2 separate regions of the Homo sapiens genome follow, and region 1 is linked to region 2. Evidence: chromatin loops called from intact Hi-C (ENCODE). Cell type or tissue: OCI-LY7. All regions are shown on one strand.

The links. Peaks named below come from ENCODE experiments on the same cell type or tissue, not always from the same donor. Only the 100,000 strongest peaks of a DNase experiment are listed, where the experiment ranks them.
Region 1: a loop joins it to region 2, with 2.5 times the contacts of the local background. A loop is called at or near these places in 2 of 110 quality-filtered maps.

Annotation. Positions count from the first base shown.
Region 1 is chr1:182,443,186-182,451,185 of GRCh38, forward strand. RGSL1 (regulator of G protein signaling like 1) reads left to right here and starts at 6,961. Exons shown (of 22, transcript NM_001137669.2): 1 at 6,961-6,993. The coding sequence starts at 6,981. RefSeq lists an enhancer at 6,799-7,406. In OCI-LY7, CTCF peaks have their summits at 1,426, 3,064 (motif pointing right) and 3,264; a DNase peak (open chromatin) is centred at 3,046.
Region 2 is chr1:182,564,911-182,572,910 of GRCh38, forward strand. No RefSeq gene overlaps it. Among named protein-coding and RNA genes, the nearest start is that of RNASEL, 20 kb to the right of the region's middle. In OCI-LY7, no CTCF peak of the experiment used is centred here; DNase peaks (open chromatin) are centred at 3,941 and 5,861; H3K4me3 peaks cover 1,196 bases; H3K27ac peaks cover 2,524 bases.

The DNA.
Region 1 (8,000 bases), 120 kb before region 2:
TTATTTTTGTAGAGATGAGTTTTCCCTATGTTGCCCTGGCTGGTCTCGAACTCCTGGGCTCAAGTGATCTGCCTGCCTCTGCCTCCCAAAATGCTGGGATTACAGATGTGAGCCACCATGTCCAGCCCTCTGCAGGGTTTAATAGAACAAAGCAACACCCTGCATGTAGTGAGAGCTCAGAGGCTTGTCTGCTTCCAGACTTTCTTCAGCCCCGTCTCCCCAAGTGTAGAGTCTAGAAAATTCTTCTTCCAGGCCTTTCAGCCCATTGCTCTGTACATATCTGATTGATTTCCAAGCAATAAACTCATCCGGAACTACTCCTTTGTGGTTCTCATGTATAATAAAGTTCAATGGCTTGTTTATGCTCCATATTTTTCTTTTTAATCCTCACAAATGTCTTATCAGGGAGGTTTAGAGGTAAGTAATCTAAAACTCAAAAGGGTTAAGAAAGTGGCTTAAGGTAGCTAGATATTTAGCTATGTCACATAATGCTATAGCTGGGTGTCAAGGAGGGTAGAACGCCAAGTAGAGTCAAATTACTGGGGACTCTGGCAAAGAGTGCCTTCATGCCTCCCATTCTGCTGCTCCCCTGCTTTTTTTTTTTTCAAGACAGAGTCTCGCTCTGTCGCCAGGCTGGAGTGCACTGGCGTGGTCTCGGCTCACTGCAACCTCTGCCTCCTGGGTTCAAGCGATTCTCCTGCCTCAGTCTCCCAAGTAGCTGGGATTACAGGTACATGCCACCACGCCCGGCTAATTTTTGTATTTTTAGTAGAGATGGGGTTTCACAATGTTGGCCAGGCTGGTCTTGAACTCCTGACCTCATCATCCGCCCGCCTCGGCCTCCCAAAGTGCTGGGATTACAGGCGTGAGCCACCGCGCCTGGCCATTCCCCTGCTTTCTCCAGGACATGAAGAATCTGTCAAGCTTTCCTCACTCCTGACAAGACTAAAGCATCCAGTTAGGATAGAGGGCGGGATCAGGGACTCTAGAGGGTTATCAACTGTCTTGTTTCCTTTTTTTTTCTAGTTCCTAAAGCAAATGCATCCTTTGGTTCTGGCCCTACTCTTCCTTTTTAATTTTCTCAGTCAAAAGTGAAGGTACAGCAGGAATGAGTTGTTTGGTTGTCAGGGACCTTCACCCCCTAGTTTTGGGGGTTGGTGGGCATTCTGAGTTATTGTGGGGGTGGAGGGTGCTTCCCAATGTCATTGAGAGGTGGGGGCTCAGCCACGTCTCAGAATGTGGGATGGCATGCATGTGTTGGATGTTTGGCATGTGACCAGCAGGCAGCTTCCACAGAAAGCTGACACCTGCATTGTTGGAACGATCAGGCAACAACGCTGCTCCCCACTAGAGATGAACAGGGGTCCCTCGCATGGAAGTAAAATATGCCTCAGGTGCATTTCAGATTCTGTGCTTCTCTCTGGTCCTGGGGACCAGTGGGGCTCTGCAGCACCCCCTGTAGGTTCTGCCCTTTTCCTGGTTGTCACCTCTGGCTTCCAGCCCCTTGTTTCTCCCCAACAACCTTGGATATATTTGCCTTGGCCAAGCCTTGCAGCTCCTCCTTCCTCTAGCTTTGTTGAACCTCCTCTCGTACCCTTGAAGTTGAGGGGGCAGGGAATCTGCTCCCCTGTACATGCTTTCCCATTGATATGGTAAAGTTGTTTTCTACTTCACTCAGGCCTCCTCCTGATTTTTTTTTTTTTCTTTTTTTGAGACAGGGTTTTGCTCTATTACCCAGGCTGCAATGCAGTGGCACCATCTCAGCTCACTGTAGCCTCGAACTCCCTGGCTCAAGCAGTTCTCCCGCCTCAGCTCCCCCACAACCCACCCTCCAGAGCTGGGATTACAGGTGGCACCACCACACCCAGCTAATTTTTTTTCTGTTTGATTTTTGTAAAGACTGGGTCTTGTCATGTTGCCCAAGCTGGTCTCAAACTCCTGGGCTCAAGTGATCTTCCAGCCTTGGCCTCCCAAAGTGCTGTGAGCCACCACCCCTGGTGACACCTCCCCTTTTTGATATTAAGAGCATATTTTAGATTTTTTTAACCTAAAATTGACTTTTTGTTTTTTGCTATTATAATCTGACCTCATCTTGATGCAAGATCTTTGACTAATAGAGGAAAAGTCATCTGCAAGGGTTGGGAACCAAAACCCAAGTATTAGTATTTCAAGATATTATTTCTCCACAAAGATGAAAGTTAAAGAAATACCAAAACCATGTGTTAACCCTTAGAACCATTCCATTTTGAGTACTTTTGAAGTCTTGTTAAATAGTAATTTTCACTCGCGTCCGTGTGAAGAGACCACTAAACAGGCTTTGTGTGAGAAACAAGGCTGTTTATTTCACCTGGGTGCAGGCGGGCTGAGTCTGAAAAGAGAGTCAGTGAAGGGAGATAGGGGTGGGGCCGTTTTATAAGATTTGGGTAGGTAAAGGAAAATTACAGTCAAAGGGGGGTGTTCTCTGGCGGGCAGGGGTGGGGGTCACAAGGTGCTCAGTGGGGGAGTTTTGAGCCAGGATGAGCCAGAAAAGGGAATTTCACAAGGTAATGTCATCAGTTAAGGCAGGAACAGGCCATTTTCACTTCTTTTGTGGTGGAAAGTCATCAGTTAAGGCAGGAACCGGCCATCTGGATGTGTACGTGCAGGTCACAGGGGATATGATGGCTTAGCTTGGGCTCAGAAGCCTGACACTAATAAATTCATCTCTTGTAGTAAATGATTGCCTCCAAATATTATATCTCACAACTGTATCTTCCAGGTAAAATAATATTAACAGGCGCCTACAAAGCCACAGAGGATTATAGTTAAGGCCAGATACGATGGTGGAATAGGCAGACCTACTATTCGGATGACAAGGGCCTTTCTGTACTTCTCATGTCACAGCAGGTGTGAGCACTCTGACAGTGATCCTAATTACTTTGGAAAGTAAAACGAACTGAAGATTATGTTTGGGGAAAAACAGAAACAAAACCTTCAAATTACAGAGTGGAGTTTTGAAAAGAAAAGTGTAATGTTCAACACCGTGCACCAGAGGGCACCATATTTACATGAGCCTGGAAAGGGCACTTACTCTCCATTTGGTATTGAATGACCCATTTAAACGAAGTGACAGAGGGATAGAGAGAAGAGCAGGAAAAGTATATAAGCAAGTATTGTCCAAGCACCCAGTAAACATGATGTAGTTCTTCTTCCTGTTAAAGTTAGATGCATATGACTAAGCACAGAATCCAGTTAACATAGAGATATGTGTGTGTATCTCAAAAACCTTTTGGTCACTCACTCTCTGACCTTCTTTTTTATTTAGAGTGAAAATTTATTGTGTGAGTCTTGGAGGGACTGTCTCCCACTATGGATGCCAGAGGGGACCAGACAGTCTCTCTCCTGGCCCTGGCAGTAAGGACATGGATATCCTGTCCTGGACTCAGCAATCAGATCCTCCACCCAGAACTTTTATGTATATATATTTATATTTATAAATTTATATTTAATTATATATAATGCATATTCAATTTTAAAATTAAATATAGATATATACATTCACTTTTAAAATTTAAATATGATATGTACATTTAATTTTTAAAATTAAATATATGATATATATGTCATATACATTTAATTTTTAAAATTAAATATATATATGACATATACATTTAATTTTTAAAATTAAATATATGATATATATGACATATACATTTAATTTTTAAAATTAAATATATGATATATATGACATATACATTTAATTTTTAAAATTAAATATATGATATATACATTTAATTTTTAAAATTAAATATATGATATATACATTTATTTTTTAAATTAAATATGTGATATATACATTTAATCTTTAAAATTAAATATATGATATATACATTTAATCTTTAAAATTAAATATATGATATATACATTTAATCTTTAAAATTAAATATATGATATATACATTTAATCTTTAAAATTAAATATATGATATATACATTTAATCTTTAAAATTAAATATATGATATATACATTTAATCTTTAAAATTAAATATATGATATATACATTTAATCTTTAAAATTAAATATATGATATATAATTAAATATAGAATATATACACATTTAATTTTAAAAATCATTTTTTAATAGAGGTAGGGTCTTACTATGTTGCCCAGGCTGGTCTCAAACTCCTGGACTCAAGCGATCCACCTGCCACAGCCTCCCAAAATGCTGGGATTACAGGCATGAGTTACCATGACCAGCCCAAAACTTTTCATCTTGAAGGAAGACTCAGAAGCTCAGGAGCAATGAGAGGTTATGCATGGCAGTGCCTATGACAACAAACACTCAATAGCGGTGGTGCTAGCAGTAGTGGCACAATGGGGACAACCACAAATGCTGAAAAAGATGTGTTGTAGTTGAAATTGGTTCTTATTTCTACTGGAGGTCGTGTTAACCATCAAAAACAAAATAAGCGTAGTTATCATAATAGGCAGTTGAGCCTGTGTGGATATCTGAATGATCTAACCCACAGATTCTTTATAGTGGTTATTGATCATGGGGTCCTTAAAAAATGTGTGTTCATTCAATAAGATTCTACTGGAAAGTATAAGCTCTGTGATGGCAAGGATTTTAGACTGTTTATTCAGTGTTGCATCACAAACACCTAGAACAGTTTGTGTCACATAGACCTGCCCAATAAATATTTGTTGAGTGAATGAACAGGAGCCTAAAATGAGCCATCATGGTAGAAAATCAGGTCCCTCATCCAATTTTCAGCCCTGAGTCAGACCTAGAAGCTCTGAAATTTAAAAAAAAAAAAAAAAGCATTTTACCAGTTAGGAAGAATCTTGTAATATTTTGCAAGTATTTACGGTGAATATTCTTCTTAATCTTTGCCAAAGAGACCTGCTGTCATTTCCAGGGTAACTGTGCACTTGGGAAAAGGAGATGCCCAGAGTTTTGCAAACCAGATCAGATCTAGTAAATGTCAGATCTGAGATGTGAATGCAGCTCTATTTCATTTAGAAACCAATTTATTTGTTTGTTTGTTTGTTTGTTTGTTTGTTTGTTTGTTTTTGAGACAGAGTCTCATTCTGTTGCCCGGGCTGGGGTGGAATGGCACGATCTCAGCTCACTGCAAAATCTGCCTCCCAGATTCAAGCAATTCTTGTGCCTCAGACTTCTGAGTAGCTGGGATTACAGGTGCGCAACACCACATCTGGATAATTTTTTTGTATTTTTAGTAGAGAAGGGGTTTCCCCATGTTGGCCAGTCTGGTCTCTAACTCCTGTCCTCAAGTGATCCACCCACCTTGGCCTCCCAAAGTGCTGGGATTACAGACGTGAGCCACTGCATCTGGCCCCAATATTTTCTATATTTACCTGATGATAATAATTATCTGGGGGCACTTGGAAAATATACAGACTCCTGAGCCCCACCCCTTCTAAATCAGAATTGCCAGGGGACGGTCCCGGCAATTTAGGTTTTTAACAACAACCCTGTCAATAAGGTAATTCTTATTACCACACATTTGGGAGACATCTGGTGCCCTTTTCTTTTGGGAACTAGAAGGTCATGAAAGGGTCAGGGATCTAACCATTATGCATTTCAAGATTTAGCCAGTGATACTGGCTTTTCATCTTTACTGTTTTTAGAGTGACCCTATTTGGTTGTTAATGGCTCCAACAGTCAGCCTTTTTGAACTGTGGGAAAGACGGTGGGGCAGCAATTAGGACTCAAGGGTAGGTGCACACAGCTTGATTGAAAACAGTCTGAAAGCATTCCATCTTAAGGAATGTGAGCATATATTACTACTGTATATGCCATTATTTTAGGAGGAGACCTTGACTCTATTTATTTTGCAAAAGAGGTGATAATTCAAGGAATAATATGATATTGTAGAATCATGCAGTGCTTCACACTGAACTCTCTTAAGATGTGTGCATGTTAAACTGACTAATTAATAAGGTGAATAAGGTAATTGATAACAGATTGAAGAAGTATGGTAAGCTACAATCTCATCTTGCAATACATAGAACATCAAGATGTAAAGCAAGAATCTCTTCTCACTAAAATCACTTTAAAATGCAGTATTTGGTCTTTATATATTCTAAAGAAAGTACAGCACTTTTTCAAATGTAAGTGATATTGTATTGACGATTCATTATTAACAATAATCCTTCCAGTTTTCAGTTTTCCCTCCACCCCCCATAGGAAAGCCTTTTGGACATTATATAAGCTTCCCTACAATCCCAAGACTTAAAAGCCCTCTCTGGGTGTGACACTGAAGAATTCTATTCTCAGTAATTCTTGGCTAAAGTTTGAAGGATTATAGGGCTTTTGGTCTCTCATCTTAATATTTACTTCCTATTAGGGAAGAACAGGAGAAATGAAGAGTTGTTTAATGAGAAAACCAAGAGCCTGAAGAGTCTTCAGAGGAAGGGAGTTCAAACCTCTTGGAAGCTGATGTTTTAATTTTAATTTTTTAAAGATGAGGTTTCACTCTGTTGCCCAAGCTGAAGTTCAGTGGTGTGATCACAGCTCACAGCAGCCTTGAATTCCTGGGCTGAAGCAATGGAGGTTGATGTTTTAAATGGGCAGAATATCCAGGAGTTACTGCTTATTAAAATTACATCAAATGTAACCGTTTACAAGACCCTTAGGAGCTGAGTTTAGCAATGCAAAAGTCACCCTAGCATGGGAGAGGTTGGAGCAGACAAGAGATCTTGGGCACAATTATAAAGAACTTGTCAAATAAAATAGTATGAACTAAAGGCTTAAGTATAGGAGGAGTCTTGTATGTCCAAGGGGATTCAGCAGATTAGGTAAGATAAAGACTTATCTTCAGATTAAGGCCTACACCAGAGGTAAGTAGATCACTGCCAGATAGAATCTGGAACCCCTTAGAGAAGGTGTCATTACGTGTTCACAATGGATATAGTTCTATTGACTGGGGGGTAATTCTGCCCCTAACAAATTACTGTGTCAGGAAGAGCATGGCAACATGAGCAGTGCTGGTGAGTCTCTGCCAGGGATGTCTCCAAGGCCTTGAGTCTCTCAAATAAGGCAAACCATTCATCTTCCCAATTGTTAATAGATCTGAGCCATTCAGGGGCACCATGGGTGACTTTTGTGTTATTCATGCCTTTGTTTTCCTTCTCTTTCTCCTTCTTCCCCTTCCTCCTACCTTCTGCCACCAGATCTTTGAGGATAGTACAGGGCCTTATTCATAAGACAACTAAGGCAAGAGGGAGGAAGTAAAATGTGGATTGGGCCACCTCTCCTCCAGAGAGAAGACTGGTATGGGGTTTGAGATTATGCAGTGATTTCATTTGTTGCCAAGTCAATATTATTATGGCGTGGAATGGGTGCTAAAAGCCTTCTCAAATTATTAGGAAGTTTGAAGGCAGAACAGGTAAGAAGGAAAAACAAGAATGGAGAAATGAGAGGATGAGGAAGGGAAGGATGTACAGAGCCTTGTCTCTATATCTCCTTAAGACTGTTTTGGCAATGGCAAGCCCTAGCATAGTCAGGCCCCTTGCCACCAGCGGTGTGTGTAGCTGTGAACAACAATCACTAGGGAATTTCTGCCAAACCCCACTTTTCTGTATTCAGATGGGCTCAGTAATATACTCATTCAACAAATCCATGTTAGACTCTATGAATGATAAACAAACAAAAGTCCAAAAGATTGAAAATCATTGGCTGGGAGCGTTGGCTCACCCTTGTAATCCTAGTACTTTGGGAGGCTGAGGCAGGTGGATTACCTGAGGTCAGGAGTTCAAGACCAGCCTGGCCAACATGGTAAAACCCCATCTCTACTGAAAATACAGAAATTAGCCAGGTGTGGTGGCATGCACTGTAATCCCAGCTACTGGAGAGGTTGAGACACAAGAATCACTTGAATCTGGGAGGCAGAGTCTGCAGTGAGTTGAGATCTTGCCACTGCATTCCAGCCTGGGTGACGGAGTGAGACTTTGGCAAAAAAAAAAAAAAAAAAAGATTGAAGATTATCTTTTGAAAG
Region 2 (8,000 bases):
TTAAAAGATTTTTTAGCTGGGTGTCGGGGCACTCACCTGTAGTCATAGCTACTCAAGAGGCTGAGGTGGGAGGATCACTTCAGCCCAGGACTTTGAGGCTCCAATGAGCTTTGATCCCACCACTGCACTCCAGCCTGGGCAACAGAGGGAGATCTTGTCTCTAAAATTAAAAAATATATTTTTAAAAAATTTAACAACTTTTTTGAAGTACGATACAATTCACCATACAATTCACTCCTTTAGGTTGTATACGCTATAGTTTTTAACTGAATTCACAGGTTTTTACAGTCAATACAATCTAATCCTAAAACATTTTTGTTGCCCCCAAATGAAACCCCATACCCACTGGCCATCACTCCCCATTTCTCCTCACTATGCTCCCCAGCTCTGTGCTACCACCAAACTACTTTCTGTCTCTATAGGTTTGCCTTTTCTAGACATTTCACATAAATGGAGTCACACAACATTTAGTCTTTTGTTAACTGGCTTCTTTCACTTAACACAATGTTTTCAAGATTCATCCAAGTCATAACAAATACTCATTCCTTCTTATCACTGAATAATACTCCATTATATGGATATACCACTTTATTCATCCATTTATCAGTTTATGAACATTTGAGTTGTTTTTCACTTTCTGCCTACTATGAATAGTGCTGCTGTAAACATTCATGAATAAGTTTTTGTGAGGATTTATGTTTTTATTTTCTTTGTGTGTCTATCTAGGGGTAGAACTGATGAGTCATATGGTAAGTCTGTTTAACACTTTGAGAAACTATCAGAATGATTTCCAAAGCACAGTTTCACATTTCCACCAGGAATGTATGTGTTTCAATTTCTCCACAACCTTACCAAAACTTGTCATTGTCTGTCTTTTTTATTTTAACCATCCTAGTGAGTGCGATGTGAAACCTCATTGTAGTTTTCATTTGCATTTCCTTAACGGCTAATGATGTTGAACGTCTTTATGTATGCATACTGGTTGTTTGTGCATCTTCTTTAGACAAATGTCTGTTCAAATCCCTTGCCCATTTCTAAGTTGGATTATTTTTAGTTTTTCATTTTTAAGTTGTAAATGCTTTTTATATATTCTAGATACAAGTTTCTTATCAGATATGTGATTTGCAAATATTTTCTCCCATTCTGTAGGTTGTTTTTACACTTTCTTAGCGTTATTTGCAGCATAAACTTTCAAGCCTTGATATAGTCAATTTTCTTATTTTTTCTTTTGTAAGTTGTACATTTGGTCTTATATCTAAAAAACCATTGCTTAACCAAAAACCACAAAAATTTACTCCTATGTTTTCTTCTGAAGGTTTTATAGTTTTAGCTCCTATATTTAAGTGTATTATTCATTTTGAGTTAATTTTTGTGTATGGTGTGAGGAGGGGTATCGATTTCATTCTTTTGCATGTGTATATCCAGTTATCCCACCTCCATTTGTGGAAAAGACTATTCTTTCCCCCATAGAATTGTCTTCCATACTCCTGGCAAAGAATCAGCTTATGACCAACGTAAAGGTTTATATCTGAACTCTCAGTTTTATTTCATTAATCTACATGTCTGTTCCTATGCCAGTACCACACTATTTAATTATTGTGGCTTTGTAATAGGTTTTGACATCAGGAAGTGAGAGTCCTCCAATTTGTTCTGTTTTTTTCTTTTTCCAGATTGTTTTGGCTAAGTTGGGGCTGTTGTATTTCCATATTTTAGGATCAGCTTAATTTCTGCTAAATAAGTAAATAGGTAAATAAACAAATGTCAGCTGGATTTGATCAAGATTGCATTGACTCTGGAGTTCAACTTAGAGTGTATTGTCATCTTAACAGTACTAAGTCTTTCAATCCATGAACATAGGATGTCTTCCCATTTAACATAGTAAAATTGAGACTTATAGATTCTTAAGACTAAAATTAGCATTACAGGTAAGTCTTCCTTTGGATAACAGCTTAATTTGCTAACAGTTGAATAAAAACCCATTTTTTAATATCAAATCACTTTTTCATAGCTAATATTAATAAATGTTCATAGAAATTCTTGGCCACCCTCCACCCATACATACAATTTAAAATGATGCAAGGCCACATGCCAAAAGCATTTCAGTTAAATTGAAAAGGTAGAACAAATTTAAAAAATTCAAAGTGAAGGCAAATAATCTTGGAAAGGGAATGACTTTCTAAGCATAACACAAAGGCAAAAAGCTGAAAGAAAAATACTAATGTATTGTACTACTTAATGATCTAAAGTTTCTATTCTTCAAAGTTTCTCATAAACAAAATTAAAAGTACAATTTAAAAAGAGGACTACATAGAAGATACTTGACAAAGTGAATAATTTCGATATATAAAGAGCTCTTTAAAAATGACAAAAAATGAACACTTCAAATTTTTTGTAATGGAGAAAGAACACGGGCAGTCACACAAATCATTATCTACCAATAGAGGGTGTAAATGTTTGGCTTCAGAAGTAGTCAAAAAAATCCAAAATAAAGCAGGAGAGTTAATTTCTTACCTATGAAACTGATAGAGCTATTTTTTGTTCGTTTGTTTTTTAAATAAAGAGACTGCCTCTTGTTAAGTGTGAGGGAAAACAGACATTCTCATATAGACAAAAGAAAATTGTAAGTTGATGCAGCCCTTCTAGAATACAATATGCTAATATATTTCAAACTCATAAAAATATGAAAACTTTTAAACCAGTTATTCAAGTTCTAAATATTTAACTCTAAGGAATTAATCAGAGATGTGTGCAAAGGCTGATCTCAAATTAATTTTACTGTTGTTAATTGCAGTAAATAAAAATGCTAACTGTCCAGTAAGAGGGATGCAGTTAGATAAATCATGGTGCATGTTGCAGACAAGTATTTAATAATGTGAGAAAATATCCAGAATGGAAGTCAATGCAGATACAAAAGCTGCATTATGCTATGACTCAAGTTATGACTAATAGTATGCAGATATGTGAATCCATATTGTTATGAACATAATAATATAATGTATATGCATATTAAAAATACCAGAAGTTGGGAGACTGAGGCAGGAGAATTGCTTGAACCCGGGAGGCGGAAGTTGCAGTGAGCCGAGTTTGCGCCACTGCACTCCAGCCTGGGCGACAGAGTGAAACTCCGTCTCAAAAAAATATGTATCTATATCAGAAGTTTAACACTGATTACTCTGTGTCAAGATTACAAAGTGCTATTTATTTTATTCTTTCTTCTTTTCTAAAATTAACTTTCCCACAATGAACTAAAATTAAACATACCCACCCAGGTATTTCACATATTTCAAGTAATAATTATGTATACATTTTTACAGTAATATTTAGAAGGAAGAAAATAACTATATATATTTTTTAAGGAATAAATTATATGTGTGACATAGATCTTTGGAGTATTAGTCATATTAAAAATGGAAGCAAACTATAAATCAGCCAAAGGAAAATGTGTAAACAATCTTGGATACTTTAACCTGATAGAGTATTAGATATTCATTTAAATAATTACTATAAATCAATATGATGCTATATTTGTAATATAAGTAATTTTATCTAAGTAAAAATGCAGCATCAGAATGAACTAATACACTAGGGTGTCAATTATGTGAAACTCTCATATGCATGTAAATGAGTTCAAGATAAAATACAAAAAATTAAAATAGCTTGTTACAGTAAAAAGAGTGTGAGTATTTATGATACTTTCATTGTATTATTTATCAAATAATATGAATTATAACATAATTGGGTTTCTCACAGGACACAACTATTAAACTTATAATACATTTGATTACTCATTTTTAAATTGCCTTATGTCTTAAAGTTCAACTTTTTTTGCTTCTGGTCTTTTTCAACCCACATCATTTACCCAAGATTTTTTAAAAAGTAACACCCTACAGGTGCTATTTTGCTGTTCTGTTCTTTACGGGAAGTGAAAAAAAGCTCCCTCAGCTCTATGTGTTCAGGGCCCAGCACACAGCCAGTACTTACTGCATATCAGTGAGATTAATTCAAGTATAAAAACTGGTAAAACATAAGCCTCAATTTCCACTCAGATGTGGGTAACTGGCAGATGCCTGTAAGGCAAATTTCTCCTTTCGATTTTTATTTGTTTGCTTGTTTGTTTGTTTGTTGAGACAGGGTCCCACTCTGTTGCCCAGGCCAGAGCTCAATGACATGATCATGGCTCACTGTAGTCTCAGGCTCACACCACCACAGCTATTTTTTTTAGGTGGGGTTTCACTATGTTGCCCCCTTTCTAGAATGTATTTGCTACCCCTTCTCTTTGCTTCCACTTTAATCTCTTGTCTTTTTATTTTTTGTCACACTTCTCCATCCCCTTTTTCCTCCCTCCTCTACGCCTCCCTAAACTTTTTTCTCCTCTTTCTATCCTACTTCACCTCTTCTCTTTTCCTCATATACTCATACTCCTCTGCATTCCCGCCTTCATATTTCCCCCCTCCCTCCTTTCCCTCAACTTTCTCTCCCCAGTCCCATCTTCTTGTTCTTCCTATTGTTGTCACTTTTTTCTCTGTCTTCTGTTCCCTTTTTTCATTAGATGCATCATAAAAACACCAAATTGGAAGCCACTGCTAACTGTTCCTCTTCTTATTTCCCTTCTCCTCTTCATATTTTTAGTAATAGAACCCCCTACATTTTAGCTGCGCCCCTGGTTACCCAAGCAGAAACTTCATTCCCCAACCTCCCTTGCAGCTGGGTAAAGACATGTAGCTGAATTCCGCCCAAAGGAATGTAGGCAGAAGTGATGGAAGTAACTATTTGACCTCTCTTCCTCTTTCTCCCTGTTATTTTCTTCCTACACTCATTCAATAATCATTTCTCATTGCAAGGCCTTTAATACTATCATTAGATGACTCACGAATTTCTCCCCAGCCAATCTCCCTGAACTCCTGATCCACACATCTAACCCTATATGACATCTCCACTTAAACGTCTATTAGAAATATCACTTTTGTCATGTCCCAAATGAAACTCTTGGTCTTCCCTCTAAACCTGCTCCTCTGGAAGCCTTTCCACCTCCATTTAATAGCAGCCCTACTCCTCCAGTCACTCAAGGCCAAAATGCTGACAATTGTCCTGGACTCGTCTCTCTCACACCATATCTCACTCTGTCAGTAAATCCTGTTGGCTCTACCTTCAAAATACATCCCCAGTCTGCCTGCCCACTTGAAGTCAACCTCACTGCCGTCACCCAGCATCGGCTACTAAAGTCTTTGCACAAACTATTTAATAGTCTCCTAACTGATCTTCCTGTTTTTACTCTTGCCCTCTGCTTTCTGTTCACAGAGGACCCAGAGTGATTCTTTTAAGTGTTAAGCTACATCATGCCACTCCTCTGCCCACAGTCCACTGAGGGCTTCCCATCTCAGTAAAAACCCAAACCCTTCCATGTGCTTTGGGGCCCTCCCTCCCTGGTTCCCTGACCCCTCTGTCTTCCCTTCTTCTTGCTGGTCTTTGCTCACTCTGTATGGCAACCATGCTTTTGTGCTCCTCAAACAGCTCAGGTATGAACAGGCCCCAGGGCCTCTGAACTGACTATCCGTCCCCTCTGTTTGCTTTCCCTCAGATACCTCCACAGCTTGCTCTTTTGCTTCCTTGCAGTTTCACTTGGTAGGCTCCCTCTTGATGCGGTCCACCTGACCCCCGTCTTTAAATTTAATCTACTTTCCCTAACTACCAACTCTTACCTTGCTTAACTTTCTTCCTGCTTACTATTACCCTCTAGTATACTCTGTCCTTATGGATGTTGGTTTTCTTCCCCACCCTGCTCCCACCTCATGAGGACAGGGATTTTGGTCTTATTTGTTCACTGACTTATGGAGCGTAACTTCCTACTTCCTGGTCTGCTGAACAGCTGAGGCATTAACATGAAAGACACATAATCTTCTACCTTGTCTGAGTCACAGTCATTTGGTCCCTGTTAAAAGAGCTAAACAAAGTCTTCGCTAATTATTCAGTTTCACAAAATGTATTTTTTAAAAGACTTGATTCTCAAGAAGAATGTTCAGTGAGCAGAAAGTGAAATTCTCTGTGTTTATGTCTCTCATTGCTTTGGGTTCACTCCTGCTGTGGACATCAAATCACTTCAAGATTCGTGGGTTAAATTTTTATAGGCCAATATTAGTGGCTAACATAGTAATGTTATGTTATTATTTTTGAATAAATATTATTAATAAATAATATTAAATATAAATATTATCAACATAGACTCCTGTTGATGGTGTTCTACAGCCTCAAAAAATCCAATTACTTTGCTTTTTCCCCACCCACTTCTCTCCTCTTGTTAGTACCATCTTTGGGTCTTGTTGGGAACAGGCCCCCCAAAATCTGGCCATAAACTGGCCCCCAAATTGGCCATAAACAAAATCTCTGCAGCACTGTGACATGTTCATGGTGGCCATGATGCCCGCACTGGAAGGTTTTGGGTTTACTGGAATGAGGGCAAGGAATACCTGGCCCACCCAGGGTGGAAAACTGCTTAAAGGCGTTCTTAAATCACAAACAATATCATGAGCGATCTGTGCCTTAAGGACATGCTCCTGCTGCAGATAACTAGCCAGAGCCCATTCCTTTATTTCAGCCCATCCCTTTATTTCCCATAAGGAATACTTTTAGTTAATCCATAATCTATAGAAACAATGCTTATCACTGGCTTGTGTTCATAAATACATGGGTAAATCTCTGTTCAGGGCTCTCAGCTCTGCAGGCTGTGAGACCCCTGATTTCCCACTCCACACCTCTATATTTCTGTGTGTGTGTCTTTAATTCCTCTAGCGCCATGGGGTTAGGGTCTCCCCGACCGAGCTGGTCTTGGCAGGCTCTTTTGTTTGTTTGTTTTTGAGACAGAGTCTGGCTCTGTTGCCCCGGCTGGAGTGCAGTGGCCTGATCTCTGCGCACTGCAACCTCTGCCTCCCAGGCTCAAGCTATCCTCTCATCTCAGCCTCCCAAGTAGCTGGGACCACAGGCACATGCCGCCAGATCTGGCTAATTTTTTTTTTTTTTTCATTTTTAGTAGAGACAGGGTTTCACCTTGTTGCCCAGGCTTTTCTTGAACTCCTGATCTCAAGTGGTCTGCCTACCTCAGCCTCCCAAAATGCAGGGACTACAGATGTAAGCCACCATGCCTGGCCCATCTTTTGGTCTTAGTCTAAGCAAATAGGCCATAAAGCAATGAAAAGTTTACACAAATGAAAAACACTGTGGAAGTGATGAAAAAACATTCCTTTTAAAAAAAAAAATATGGCCGGGTGCTGAGGCTCATGCCTGTAATCCCAGCACTTTGGGAGGCCGAGGCAGGTGGATCACGAGGTCAGGAGATCGAGACCATCCTGGCTAACATGGTAAAACCCTGTCTCTACTAAAAATACAAAAAAATTAGCCAGGCTTGGTGGCAGGTGCCTGTAGTCCCAGCTGCTGGGGAGGCTGAGGCAGGAGAATGGTGTGAACCTGGGAGGTGGAGCTTGCAGTAAGCTGAGATTGCACCACTGCACTCCAGCCTGGGCGACAGAGCGAGACTCCATCTCAAAAAAAAAAAAAAAAAAAATCTGTTCATGTGATAGGAGAAGACCAGAGGAGCATAAACATTTGCTGCAAGCCTATGGTGATTGTCTTAGTCACTTTTGTCTCTTGGGGTCCTGGTGAAGACTCTCATTGTGGCTTGCAGATGGACACTTTCTTTCTGTGTGCTCATAAGGCAGTGAGAAAGGAGAGCTCTTTCTGTCTTCTTATGAGGTCATTAATCCCAACATGAGGGCCCTATCCTCATGACCTCATCCAACACTAATTACCTCTCAAAGACCCCCATCTTCAAATACTAACACATTGGGGGGTTAGGGCTTCAATGTATGAACTTGGGAGGGACACAATTCACTATATAGCAGTAATTAAGAACAGCAACAAGTAAAACTGGGTGCATAGTACATGCCAGGCACTGTACTAGGCACTTAGGCAAGCCTAAGAGAAAATCTCCACAGAAAGGAAAAAGGAAA